3 separate regions of the Mus musculus genome follow, and regions 2 and 3 are each linked to region 1. The links are chromatin loops, found by intact Hi-C in ENCODE. Cell type or tissue: heart. All regions are shown on one strand. Links, peaks and the distances in the headings refer to the core of each region. The heading gives the core; the rest is flanking DNA.

Region 1 (4,225 bases), core at 661-3,160:
ATAACAGGCACAGCCCTGTTCCCAGACCCTGAATTTTATCTTCCGGGGTGTCACCTCACCTACGTTCTATAGCTTTGCTGGGCAAATTCTAAAATGACTGTTCTGTCAGCCTTTTCATGTGACGAGGACATCCAGATTGCCACAGTTGCCAAATACAGAAAATGTCATTTGCAATAGTTTCAAAGTCATTTCTGCTCTGACTCAGCTGTGACCAATGACATGCACAGAGACATGTGAGAACCTTGACGCTTGTCCTGAGAAGATACACACTTTCTAAAGAAAGAAAACTATTTTGAAACTTCTGAAGGTGACAGCTTTTCCTGTTCACACTCAGCAAACACATTAGTTGGATTCTTTTGATTATCAATTAGTAACTTGTTTTCTGGTACTGCAGGCATTGATGCTGTTTTTAGCATTAAAATGTCTGTGGGCAAAGTGGAATTTAGTATGCTTTAGGCATTATGATTACTACTCTGTGGGCAATATCCTTGCAACTATTATAATTAATAAATTTTTAACCATGAAGAGGTTCAGGCCTCATGAAGAGGTTCACTTAAAATTAATAAAATAAAGGGTTGGATCATACTACTTTCTAAGACATTTCCTATTTCACATTTCACATCATTGAATTCTTGGACTGAAGAGCTCATAAGGCATGTGAGGCCATAGTCATGAGCTTTAAGACACTTTCATCTAAGTGGTAGCATTCTAAGATCCTAGTTTTGATTTTTTTGTTTCACTAAGAGGCTATGTTGATTTCTGATATAGAAGAAAGCAAGAATACTGTGGGAAAGGTTAAAAAATCACCATAATACTGATATAAACCAGTGAACTAGACTTAATATGAGATTGTTCTAAGTCGAGTTAAAAAAATGTAATTTTGAAATGTAAGACAAATTATTTTATACCATAGAAATGCAACAAGCTTAGATGTCTTTACTCTGATTCTGAAACAGGAAAGTGTAGTTATAGAATTATATTAGCTAATATGACTTCCTCTTCATGTTTATTTTAGCAGAATATACTGTGTAAGGGCTCTGTAGTTATTATTAGCTCTAGTAGCAAGACTTCAGGAGTTCATATTGCTGCTCTGAAACCTTGCCTTCACCAGGTACCAGTCAGCAGGTTACTCTCCTCGTGACTCAGTTTCCTTACCATTAGAATGGGAATCATACAAGTACCTATTGTGTTGTGATTGAATCATTTAATCACTTTAAATGTTTAAGATGGTGATCAATAAATACTGTCTCTTGTAATAATGAATCCTGAAATTAAAAATGGAAGAAAATAAATTGGGGGTACAGATGCTTGACTTGAGAGATATTTTCAATCTAGAGTCCAAGAATATATCTTGAGGTGTCTGTGTTAAGTAGAGTTCATGGGAATTGTCAGAGACACTGAAGCATTTCACACAGCTGCAGGAGAAGAGCCAAGACTTCCAGCTAGCTCTAAAGATAGACCATCAGCCTGCATAGAATTTGTCTCATGCACATTTACAAGTCAGGCATAATGTGACACATTCATCAAGCCTTTTTAGAGGGTAAATAGAGGGTATGCTGACAGCAGTATTAATTGTTTGGTCATGAGGCTGTAGCCCATATCAAATCTTTGGTGTCTGAAACCGGATCACCCTGATTCCGGTCACCAGGAAACTGGTTCCAATCTTTTCTTGTCCTCCACAGTGGGGGAATTGAGGCTATGTTAAGTTCAAGTAGTACATGGCCAGCACATTTTCATTTGAGTAGGGTGAGAGAGATATTTCCAGTGTCCCAGTATGGAATGAAATGCATAAGATAGTAGCTCATGGCCATGCAATTGCCCAAAACACAAGAAGGGAAGGCAAAAGCTGAATGTAATTTTCTGGGCAGGGGATCACAGTCATTCTGAACTCCTTAAAGAATGGAAGACTAAGACACGTAAAGACAACTAATAAAAATGGACCACTTTCAGGGGGACTTGAACTCAGGAACTTAAAAGGAAAAGTCTTTGGCAATTTTTTTACAGTGCTGTCAGAGAGAGCAGTGGTCAAACACTCTTCGGCTTCTTGATTTTCTCCTTGTATCAAATATATTTGTCCTGACAGCTCCACGACTTCAACTCATTGTATTCCTCTTGGTTAGGTCAAAGTAATTGAACATAGCTGGAAAAGAAATACACTACCTGACTAATGGGTTTCAATTTAAACTCACAATAGTTTTACAAATGGACATGCTGTGCTGTCTTACCATCCTGAGATGGTGTCCCAAAGGGTTCACTTGCCTTTGTGCCCACTCTACCCCCATTCTGGTCCTTTTTGCTTGTCTGCTGGCTGTTTTTGTTTTGTTTTTGCCACGGACTGGGCCTAGTCAGGCCCCCCTCAATCTGTGGGAAATCAGGAGTTCCAGCAGGTGGACACGGAGTTGGCGAGAGGGGAGGTGACAAACAGACATGACACAAGGGAGTGTGGATCTAAATGTATTGTCCAAAGGAACACCAGACTTTTTTATACAGAGGAAAAACAAAAAAAAACCCAGGCGAACACATCTGCCAAGTTACATTGACACAAAACAAACAAACAAACAAACAAACAAACAAACAAACAAATAAATAAATAAATAAATAAAATAAAAAGAATGCATACATAAAAAGATGCCCAGGACCAGGCCATGCTTACCACTTAAAATGGAGCCAGGTGAATGCTCTGATGCAATGCTAGTCTCTTGTTAAACCCACCACCAGCGGTTCTTTAGTAAATACCTGATTATGCTATTCCTCTGGGCCTAATGAAGAAACCTGTACCAGGGGAATTCCCTTCCACTAACTTTCCTATTTGCTAGGACATTGTGTATTCCTGTGTTTGGGTGTGACTCAGCTATTGTCCTATGTAATTACTATGTAGACCAGCCCTGAGCTTTCCTAGCTCTGTACTTTGTAATGTCTGATTATTTTCACTGTCTCTACTAGAAGTGAATTTGAATATTACTGAATAGATAATATTCTTACTGAATTCCAAGCTCACTGTAGATTTCAAGGATTTTCTAGGAACCATTGGAACACTGGTGGGGGCTTAGCTATGTCAAAAACCAATCCTTAAAGGCACTTATAATAAAACAATACTGAAAGAGAACATACACCAGCCTAACTCGGGGTCAGGGTTTGAGTATATGGGCTATGGAAATGCCAAGGTTTCAGGAGGCAAAGTTTCCTTGAAACTCTTTGCCTCGTGACTGCTTTCAGGCCCTTAGACCTACCAAGCAGACTGCACTGGAGTGGACATAGCAGGTTTTGTTGTATGTTTTTTTTGTTTTATTTTTTACTAAACAAACAAACATGAAGCCCTGTGCCAGAACACCCTCTTCTTCCCAAGCAAGCTAGACACCATGTCTGTGCACATCTCTCACCTCATTTTTCCATCTCTGCTTTTTCTGCTTGTTCCATCCCAAGCTTAGCTCTCAATTCCTGCCCATCTCTCCTATGTTAGCCTAGTGTTCCTTTCTATTGGGTTTCCCAGCCCTGAATTATAATCTTAAAATTTTGCTTACCCCTCCCAACAACAATCTACTGACCATTACTCTATTCCCTTCTATATCAAGACTTCTTGAAGGAGTTAATGTACTCTGCGTTTCATTCCAGAAAGTCTCCTTCTCTGATGTTCTAAAAATGCTCTAACTGCTGTGACAGTGATGAGTTCAATGATGCCTGCTCCCCTAGCTACACTGTGTATGTCTCCCCAACCTCTCCTTGCTTTCTTGCACCTTGGTGCCCACATCACTTCAACTTTCTTTGCCAACCTGTCTTTCTTTCTTACAACTTACAGTTTTGGTGTACACCCTTCTTCCAGTCTTGGGTGTGGCTCCTTCTTGCTTAACTTAGATTCCAGGAAATACCATGATTTTATACTCTGATAAATACCACTTTTATAGCTCCTACACTCTCCCCAAAATTTGGTGTCTATACCTAATGGTAGAGTTGGCATGCACCTTTGGTACATCAGGATTTCAATGTCCTTGAGCATTTTTATTAATGTATCTTTTCTTGTTCCCACATTTGTTTGTCCATTCTCATAGATACATGCATTAATCCAGGTAGAAAAAGCCAGACCTTTCAGCCAGGCTTCATTGTTTTCCTTTCATGATTCATATCATCTCCACCAACTGCCATAATCAAAGGGTCTTTTCCTTCTCTATCATTGGATAGAACTGATACCTGATTATTGCAGATATTATGTGGGCTGTATCAGAACAAC
Region 2 (4,225 bases), core at 836-3,335, 130 kb after region 1:
AATTTATTGTTTCCCAGTCTGTGATATTTCTCAGTTGATAATACAAAAAGCTTTTAGAAAATATCTAGAGCTGTGCTCATCACTGCTATCTAAATTCTTACTCTTATTGTTCTGGAATCCTTGCGATTACCATATCTGTTCATAACAAGACAGTAGATACTTGCATCTTTCTGTCCATACTTGGGTTCCGCACAGACCTCGCTCCAGTGTCTAGGTAACAGGATACACTGCACACTGCTTGACACCAAGAATGTGCTAAACCAATATGAAATAGTCCAGGACAATACAAACAAGATGAGGGTTTGGCACTTTAAATGTGTAAATGAAATGGATTTTCTTTGGAAACAAGTAAAAGAAGAGTCATGTAGTGAGGTATTTTAGAGGCTTGTGAGAAAAACACGAAGAAGTTCATTTTAGAGCATCGTGGAAATGAGCTTTGTAAAATGCTTTGAAGATGTAGAGTGATGTGTGTACACTGAAAAAAAAAACTTGGCAGAGAGGAAAAGACACGGAGTACACAAAACCAGATGGAGTGTGAAAAAACATGAAAAGAAGGGGGGGGGGGGACACAGGGCCCTCTGCCAGCCAGAATGCAGTTTTTCACAAACAACGGATATGTTCCTGTTCGTTATTTAAAATGACCAAAGTTTCAACCTTAATACAAGAAACCAAAACAACAACAACAAACAAACAAACAAACAAACAAAAAACAGACTTGTGTCCAATTTATAAGTGTGTTTTTATTTAGAAGGAAGCTACTTAAAATAATAATAGTTTTATCATTCTCCTTGTCTCTGGAAAGCAGCACAACAGGGTTGTGTTTGTAAATGTGGATAGCCCTGAAAGTCCCTGTAGAATTTATAATTTTGTGAGGCCAGAAGCCCATGGAAGTAGATTCTTTGTGTGATATTACTCTTGATGTCAGTGTGTTCCATTTCTGTTCTGTCTCGTGAAACTATTGCAGAATGCCTATATTTATCTGCACAAGTTAGTGGTTACTTGGGCATGGTTGCTCTCTCATTTCAGAGTCTCCTTTTGAAGTGGTTCAAAGGTAGAGAGCACTTTAGGAGAATGGTGTGTTTTAAAACCTGGCTGGCATTTACAATGTTCTGCTCTGTTCTTCTCTGCATTAGCTATAAGATAGTGGGTGAGTAACATATTTCTTTCCTCCACTAATATCTCAAAATATAAAAAAAGATATTAACCAGTTTGCAACCTAATGTTGTAATGGGGATCAGAATGGAAAGTATACGAGTCACTTACCTTATTATTTATGTAATAAAACCTACAATTGACTTTCCTGAGACTTGTAGCATTCCTTAGACAGGGGATACCTGCCTTCTGAAACACTGCTCAGAGAAACTGGAGCAAATATGCTATTTTTGAGATTTAGTCGCCTATGGGAAGAAAATCAAAATTTTAAATTAGGAAACACTCAGTGGATTCTGTAAGTTTCTTCATGGATATGCAGATGATGAAACTGAAGGGGAGAGAGTGATTTTCTTAAAATTGGTATTCTGAAATTTAATGCAGTACTTATGAAGTCTTTTATACACTGCCATTGGAATGAGTCACTGGACTGTATTCACCTAAAGTTCAGGTCTGGTCAACATTTTAGACCCAAAGGTCAACAAACTATGTAGATTTGACCCAGATAACAGATGCAGTCTGGTACCCATTTGTGTCATTTTTATGTGGCCAAACCTAACTTTGTGGTTTCATCATGACAGGCTTTAGTTTGCAGTAGAGATCTTGTGGCTCAGGAGCCTGAAGAGTTTACTACTCAGCTCTGTGAATCTTCTTTAAGATGATCTTTGAGAATACCTTTCCATGTCGTCCTTAAAGCAAGCTATTGTCATCCATTGCTAGCATTCAGATTCTCAAGACAAGTATGTCATGAGAAATGAACCTGCAAAGACTACCTGCTTTCTTACCACACTCATTTCTCCTCACCACTTGTGCCTGCTGAAGGTGAGGTAATGTGAGTTAGCACATTTGGCTTGTTTTTCTGAGAGCAGCTCGCCTAGTCCACTTCTAGTTCCTGAGTGGTGAATTAATCTGAGTTCCCATGGTAAATAACCTTTGTGTTGTGATCCTCTTAACAAGGCAGGGGAGTCTGTGGAATGCAGGGCATGGTGTGAGTGTGCTTCTGGGTTCTTACTGAGGTGTGTCTCTACCGAGCAACCATGTGACCCAGGCTGAAGATAGTGTGGAAGTGATATTAACTTGGAACTGTATTTTGGCTGTCATCAAGGATCCTGTCACCACTTTGTCACCTGACTCCTACATTTTGTCAGCTGCAGCTGGGTGTCTGAGATCCCTTCCATCGATGTGGAATGTGCACAGGGTTTGCATGAGGCCAGCCTCTGAGGCTCCCACATAGGTTATGTTCCTGGTAGGACGGTTATTTGTATCCCTGGTATTTTAAGACTGATGTAAGCCTATGAGGGGGATTCCAGTATCAATAGAGGAAGCATCTACTCTAGATATTTCATTATAAAGTTGATGTTACAACAATAACTACGCCCATAACACATCTTTGTTTATTTTTTTTCTCTCTCTTACTGAAAAAGAAGGTGATACCAGGGCCCAGTTTTCACTTCCCTGGCACATTTATACTTCAAAGAGTGACAGAATGTGTGAGAGAACTTGGCAAAATTCAGAAGCAAGGAGCACCCACATTCCCAAGTGGTTCTCCTTCATTTCCTTCAAACAGCTTCTCTCCATGTGTGCACAAGTTTGCACTTGAACTTTAGATCAGGATTAGAGCTGAAATAGTTCAGTTCTTTAGCAGCCTTCATGACTCTTTTGTGCCCATGGCAATTGTCCTGGGTGTGGGAGAAACAACATTTAGGCTCATTGAAGAAGTGTTTGCATTTGCTTTAATGCCATAGCTTTCAAAACTGAGAAACATTTTCTTTTGTATCAAGACTATTAGTGGTATCAGGAAATGTAACAGAGCAAAGGCATATGAAGAAAGAGGCCAAGAAGATGGCTCATTAGGTAAAGGCACTTGCTGGTGCCTTGGCTTTCATCCCTGGTCCCCACAAGGTATAAGGAAAGAACCTACCTCCTTGTCTTTTGACCTCCACATGCTTACTGTGACACACATGTGCCATCGTACCCACAAATGAAATGAATAAATAAAAGTGGAGAAAGGAAATATAAAGAAAGGCATGGAGAAAAAAATTCAGAGTTCTGAGTAAGGATCAGTAAAGATAGAATTTAAAAACTGAGCATAGTTGTATCTTATGGGTTTCGTTTTCTGTATATAAGAACATACCAGTAAGCATGTGAGCCTTAACAATAGTCTTCAGGGCTTCTTGCTTAGCTCGCTTTAACTACATGAAAGCTAAGACCCCACTGGGAGAAGGAAAACATTCCCTGAGCTGGCAGGTGGTCCTCTTGTAAGCACTTTCCAATTGAAAACAGATGTTCCTGGGTGTGAGGAGGTTCCTGGTAAGTTACTGGGTAGCTTAAGCTAGGAAATAATCAAGTTATATAGGCAAATGGAAGGTAAACATGCTTCAAGGAGAGGCTTTAGGTTTCAGGAACACATTCTGTACCCTATACGTTTTTACCTCCAGCTCTAAGGTCTTCTTCAACCCTGACACTTCTAGCCCTGAGGCACACTTCAACACTGGCAGTCTTTTTATCATCTACGCTAACTTAAGACTCTTTATTTCTTGTCTCCTATGTGAGTATTTTCTGTCAAGTAGGACAAGGCTGCTAATAACATACAATTGATCTTGGGCTTTAAAATCATTTATTGAGTTAATTAAAGAATGGAAACTTACCAAAGCAAATGGCTTTTTTCAATTAAAAATCAAAAGATGATCTTGCTCCCCCATCCAAAGAGAAGACAAAAATATTCTCTTGGCAATGATATCTATAAAATGACATCTTTGGACCAGAAAGTGTAATATATAAATGATCACTGGAAATGAATTCTGTTAGGAAAGTGCAAGAAAATAATTACACAAAAAAATAACCAAATACAAAAAAGTAGATTTTACTGGTACATCTTTTCCTGAATTCACAGGTCTATTAAGTACCTTTCCCCATCTGAACAAAATCTTAATGAAACCCTATGGTGGCTGCTACTCTATCAATGTTCTATGACCTTGCCTAGGAAGAACAGTGAATTTGCTTTGTGCAAAGTAAAATTTAATTGAATTTTTAAAGTACAAAAGCCATAAAGACATGTCGTCCAATATCTCAAGTC
Region 3 (4,225 bases), core at 836-3,335, 740 kb after region 1:
TGCTGCCGCAGCGTCTCAACAAAGCACTCTGTTACAAAAGGAGTCTGCAGTTTCAAGGCAGTAGAACAGGCGACCGGATTTTCATAAGAAAAAAAAGAAGCGTGTAGTGTCCAGCACTATAGGAAGCAGGCTAAGCAAAGTTGACTGAGGTGCCCCCCCATCACCCCCACCCCCGCAACACCTTCTCCATTGGCGACTACAGAAAAGTGAAGTTAGGCTCCATAACAAAGAACTAAGTTTAGTAACTTGGTCCTTCCTTCACTCTAGTTGGAAAAAGTTTGAGCCTTTTACCTGTTGCACTCTCAGCGGAACTTTTTAAACAAACCCAAATCAAACTCAGCACGTGGAAATGACAAAGGCACTTTGAAGATCGTCGTTCTACTTACAGTATCCTAAGTCAAAGACGCAACGCATTTACAAAGCATAGAAGAGTTTCCCTTACAGAAAGAGACGCTACTAGGTAAAGTGGGTTTTTCTTTTTTTCAAAACTTACTCTTTCACTTAATGAAAGTGAAGCCGGCACGCCAAAGTGGTGGAACTCCTTGGAGGCTGAAGTCAAAGGAAAAGGAGAGTTCGGGCTCTCAGACCTGTCTGTTTAAAGTTTCAAAGTCTGCTGCTGTTGGGTACTTCCCTCACGCCTTTCCCCCAATGAAAGAAAAGTGCTGATACCTCGTAAAAGCGTTTTTTAACTTGGAGCACAGAGCTTTTAAAAGTTTCAAGCCACTGACTCAACTGGAAGGAGGGGCTAGGAGAAAGGGGAGGGAGGAAGAAAAGGCGGGGAGGAGGTGGAGTGGAGGCTGGCGAGCGTGGAGCTGAGCAGGCAGAAGAAGCAACCTGGTCAAGATAAAGTTGTAGTTTCAATGTGCTGACGAGAAGGGGAAAAAAAGTAAGAAATAGCTCTAGATGTACGTCAGCTACTGCGGGGCTGTGACTCCTCACAGATTAAAAAAAAAAACTGTTGGATGGGTCATTCCTTCAGGAGATGACCACGGGCAGTGAGAAGATGTCCCTTTTAGGTCACATTTCCTAAATAATAATGATAATAATAATAATATTACAATAAATAAAAATGGGGGGGGAGACAAGGTGAACTCGTGCAGACTTGTTCTGGGTTGCCCAAGGTGTGTGAAGCTTGAGGTGGGTGTGAGTGATCTTTCTTATGACCTAATTCTCTTCCTCTTAAACCCGGACAATTAACAAAGGAAAGAGGCGGTGGGCATGGGAAAGGCATTTCACAACCAGACCCGTGGAGTGGGATGTCTACTCTTCAGTTTCTCTGCTGCTTTAGGTAGTTTTCCTTATTCTTTTAATTAACAACAAGAAGATACATGTTCTATACTATGAATAAAAATAATATATCATGTATGTAACTCTTGTCTGAAACGTTGATAGGACCTCAACCCAATCTCCAAGGAAGTGAAGATCCATATCTTAGTCTTTTTTATGCCTACAATTTAACATTTAAATCGGCAGGGAGATGCCAGAATTGTCCCCCTCCTCCTCTTCCTTCTAACCGCTGCAGACCAGAGTTGCCAGACACAGCCTGTCTCAAAACTTCTTTCTCTCTTCCAATCCTGTCCCTCGGAAGCACTTTCAGGGAAGAGATGTGGGCCTGGTGACTGCCTGCCCACAGCTTCATGCCTCTCTCATCATACCTGATGGGGTTTATGAAAGCCTGAGTCATATGACCTCATTCCTAGGGTGGGCAGCTCCTTTGAGGGTTCCCAGATGCCCCCCACGAGGGCTTGTGATAGGGCGATAAACAGGCTTCAGCGGCGCTCCTGGAGTTAGGCCTTTGTATAGGCATCACCTGATGGAGCTGAACGTCTCACACTAATGTAAATAGCAGAACAAAGGATGGCGAAGACTTCCTGGGAAACATTTTCCTGCCGAAGCACCCTCTCACTAGGATGACTAAGGGAGTGCCATTTAAAACCTCACAGTTTAAGACCCCAGCATGTTCTCTTACTTTTGAGGTTCCTTTGTCTTTAACTTAAAGAAGGGAAGTAATGTTACAGATGCAGAAACTATAATCGGACTTTCAAGGCTTTATGTCCAGCAATGAATGTGATAATGTGACATTAGATTTTTTTAAAAAAAGATTTATTTATTTTATGTATATAAATACACTGTAACTCTTCAGACACACCAGAAGAGGGCTTTAGATCTCATTACAGATGGCTGTGAGCCAACATGTGGTTGCTGGGAATTGAACTCAGGACTTCTGGAAGAGCAGTTAGTGCTCTTAATCACTGAGCCATCTCTCCAGCTCCTAGAGTTTCTGTTTTTGTTTTTGGTTTTTTTTTAACCTTTATTTATTATGTGTATTCATATATGTGTATGCAAGTGGAAATTAGAAGACAGCTTGTGAAACTGGATCCCTTTTTCCATCTCAAAATTAACTTAGATACTCAGCCTGAAAACAGCACCTTTACCACTGAGCTAGCTTGTTGGTTCTTATTAAATTTATTTAGTTACTTTTTTTTTTTTTTTTTTTTTTTTTAAAGGACGAGGTCTCTACATAGTTGTAGCCGTCCTGGAACTCGAACTCACAGAGTTCTGCCTGCCTTTGCCTCTTCAGCACTGGGATTAAATGTACGCACCACATGCCTGGCATATTAAATTTATTTTTAGTTGATAAAACACATAAGAATTGTATGTAATGTTGGGGGTTATGTGATGTTTTGATACAAGTGTAAAGTTTGTGGTATAGAACTCAGCATAAGCAATTTGTCAGTTGTAATATTTATTATTCTCTATGGGAAAATATCCAGACTTCTAAAGAATTGTTTTTAGAAGCAAACAATTCATCATCCACCCATAGTTAGCTTACGCACATTTATAGAACCTCAGTAGAACTTAGTGTTCACGAGTCTACCTGTTCCTCTTTCCCTCTTTACTAAACCAAATTTTATTTAATTTAAAGAAAGATTTGCTGGGCATGGGGCACACACCTTTAATCCCAATGGTCTTTGCCTATAGACCCAGTCACCTGAGAAGGTAACACAGTACAATCATCTGAGAAGAGTTTCAAGTAATCCTCAACTGCATTAGAGACAACCCAGTGTTGAGTTAAAAAACAAAAACAGGCTGTAAAGACTGTTATGGAGAGCATCGCAGTTGGTGCTAGAATGGAAGAGAGGTGAGCTATGAATGTGCCAACCTTAGAGAAGAAAGGGAAGCAGAGACGTTAGAGCTTGTTCATGGACTGATAGGTCAGGAAAACAAGAGGCAGGAGGAAGTGGAGAGCAAGTTTGGAAATTTAATTGGGAAAATATTACTAACACCAAAAACGGAAGCTGGGGTGCAGGGGTGCGGGGTGGGGGGTAAGGGAAGGGGTGGAGGCAGCAGAAGACACTATAGGAGAGAGAATCCAGTGATGGAGAGCGTAAATGCCTAGGCAAAGGTAGCCAAGGGGCCTCTCAACTGTGGGTTAAGGTGTTCAGGTTAAAATTTTGTAAAGATTGTAATTTAACGGAAAAGAATCGACAGTTAAAGCCACAGGTTCTAAAGTGTTTGTTAAAAGAAGGAATGTAGGCCGTGAATCTCCAAGACAAAGCGCACAGCTTGAATGGATTTCCTCTAAAGCCCACAAAGAAAAGAATGACAAAAGCCAGTAAGGTCAAGAGGAGAAAGGCATTCAAGATGGTTGGGAGGCGGTTTAGTTGTAAGGAAAATAACACTAGCCTGAGGCTTTCTAGGTCTTTAACTCAGAAAGGGCAATTATTCATTGAAAACAAGAGTGAATGCAGACCTTACAGAAAATGAAGTGCTGAGGTAGAGGGCTGGGATGTAGGAGAATGAAGGTAGTTTCTCTCCCAAGAGAGAGGTGGTCACCTGACTGAAGAGCTGATAAGTAGCTCCTTGGGAATGAAGATGGATCTGTAGGAGACAGAGCTATCTAAGACTGGGAGGATCAAGAATAACATTGCAGTGGGCTTAGATTTTATTATCTTATCCTTTCCTTTCCTTTCTTCCTCTCCTCTCTCCTCCTCCTCTTCCTCCTCCTTCTCCTCCAGCTCCTTCTTGAGTTAAAGTCTCAATATAGATCCCCAGCTTGTCTGCTGCCAGTTTTTGATTAAAGACACCTTTATCTGAGGTTGAGGTTTTTTTTTTGTTTGTTTTAAATTTTGAGATAAAGTCTCACTAAACAAGTTATGACCCTCCTCCCTTATTTCCTGTGTTAGAATGCTGGTGTGAGCAGCTATCCTGGTTTATATTTTCT

What was found. Peaks named below come from ENCODE experiments on the same cell type or tissue, not always from the same donor. Only the 100,000 strongest peaks of a DNase experiment are listed, where the experiment ranks them.
Region 2: it touches region 1 in a loop (12-fold over the local background); 5 of 42 quality-filtered maps call a loop at or near these places.
Region 3: a loop joins it to region 1, with 11 times the contacts of the local background. A loop is called at or near these places in 5 of 42 quality-filtered maps.

Annotation. Positions count from the first base shown.
Region 1 is chr10:57,110,874-57,115,098 of GRCm38, reverse strand. No RefSeq gene overlaps it. Among named protein-coding and RNA genes, the nearest start is that of Gm40652, 4.2 kb to the left of the region's middle. In heart, for the core only: no CTCF peak of the experiment used is centred there; a DNase peak (open chromatin) is centred at 1,638; H3K27ac peaks cover 1,714 bases.
Region 2 is chr10:56,978,986-56,983,210 of GRCm38, reverse strand. It overlaps Gm36827 (a long non-coding RNA gene), which reads left to right and starts at 980. Exons shown (of 3, transcript XR_871656.2): 1 at 980-1,147. RefSeq lists an enhancer at 1,395-4,103. In heart, for the core only: no CTCF peak of the experiment used is centred there; a DNase peak (open chromatin) is centred at 2,220; H3K27ac peaks cover 1,299 bases.
Region 3 is chr10:56,373,787-56,378,011 of GRCm38, reverse strand. It overlaps Gja1 (gap junction protein, alpha 1), which reads right to left and starts at 712. Exons shown (of 2, transcript NM_010288.3): 1 at 494-712. In heart, for the core only: a CTCF peak has its summit at 2,149 (motif pointing right); a DNase peak (open chromatin) is centred at 1,681; H3K4me3 peaks cover 479 bases; H3K27ac peaks cover 1,267 bases.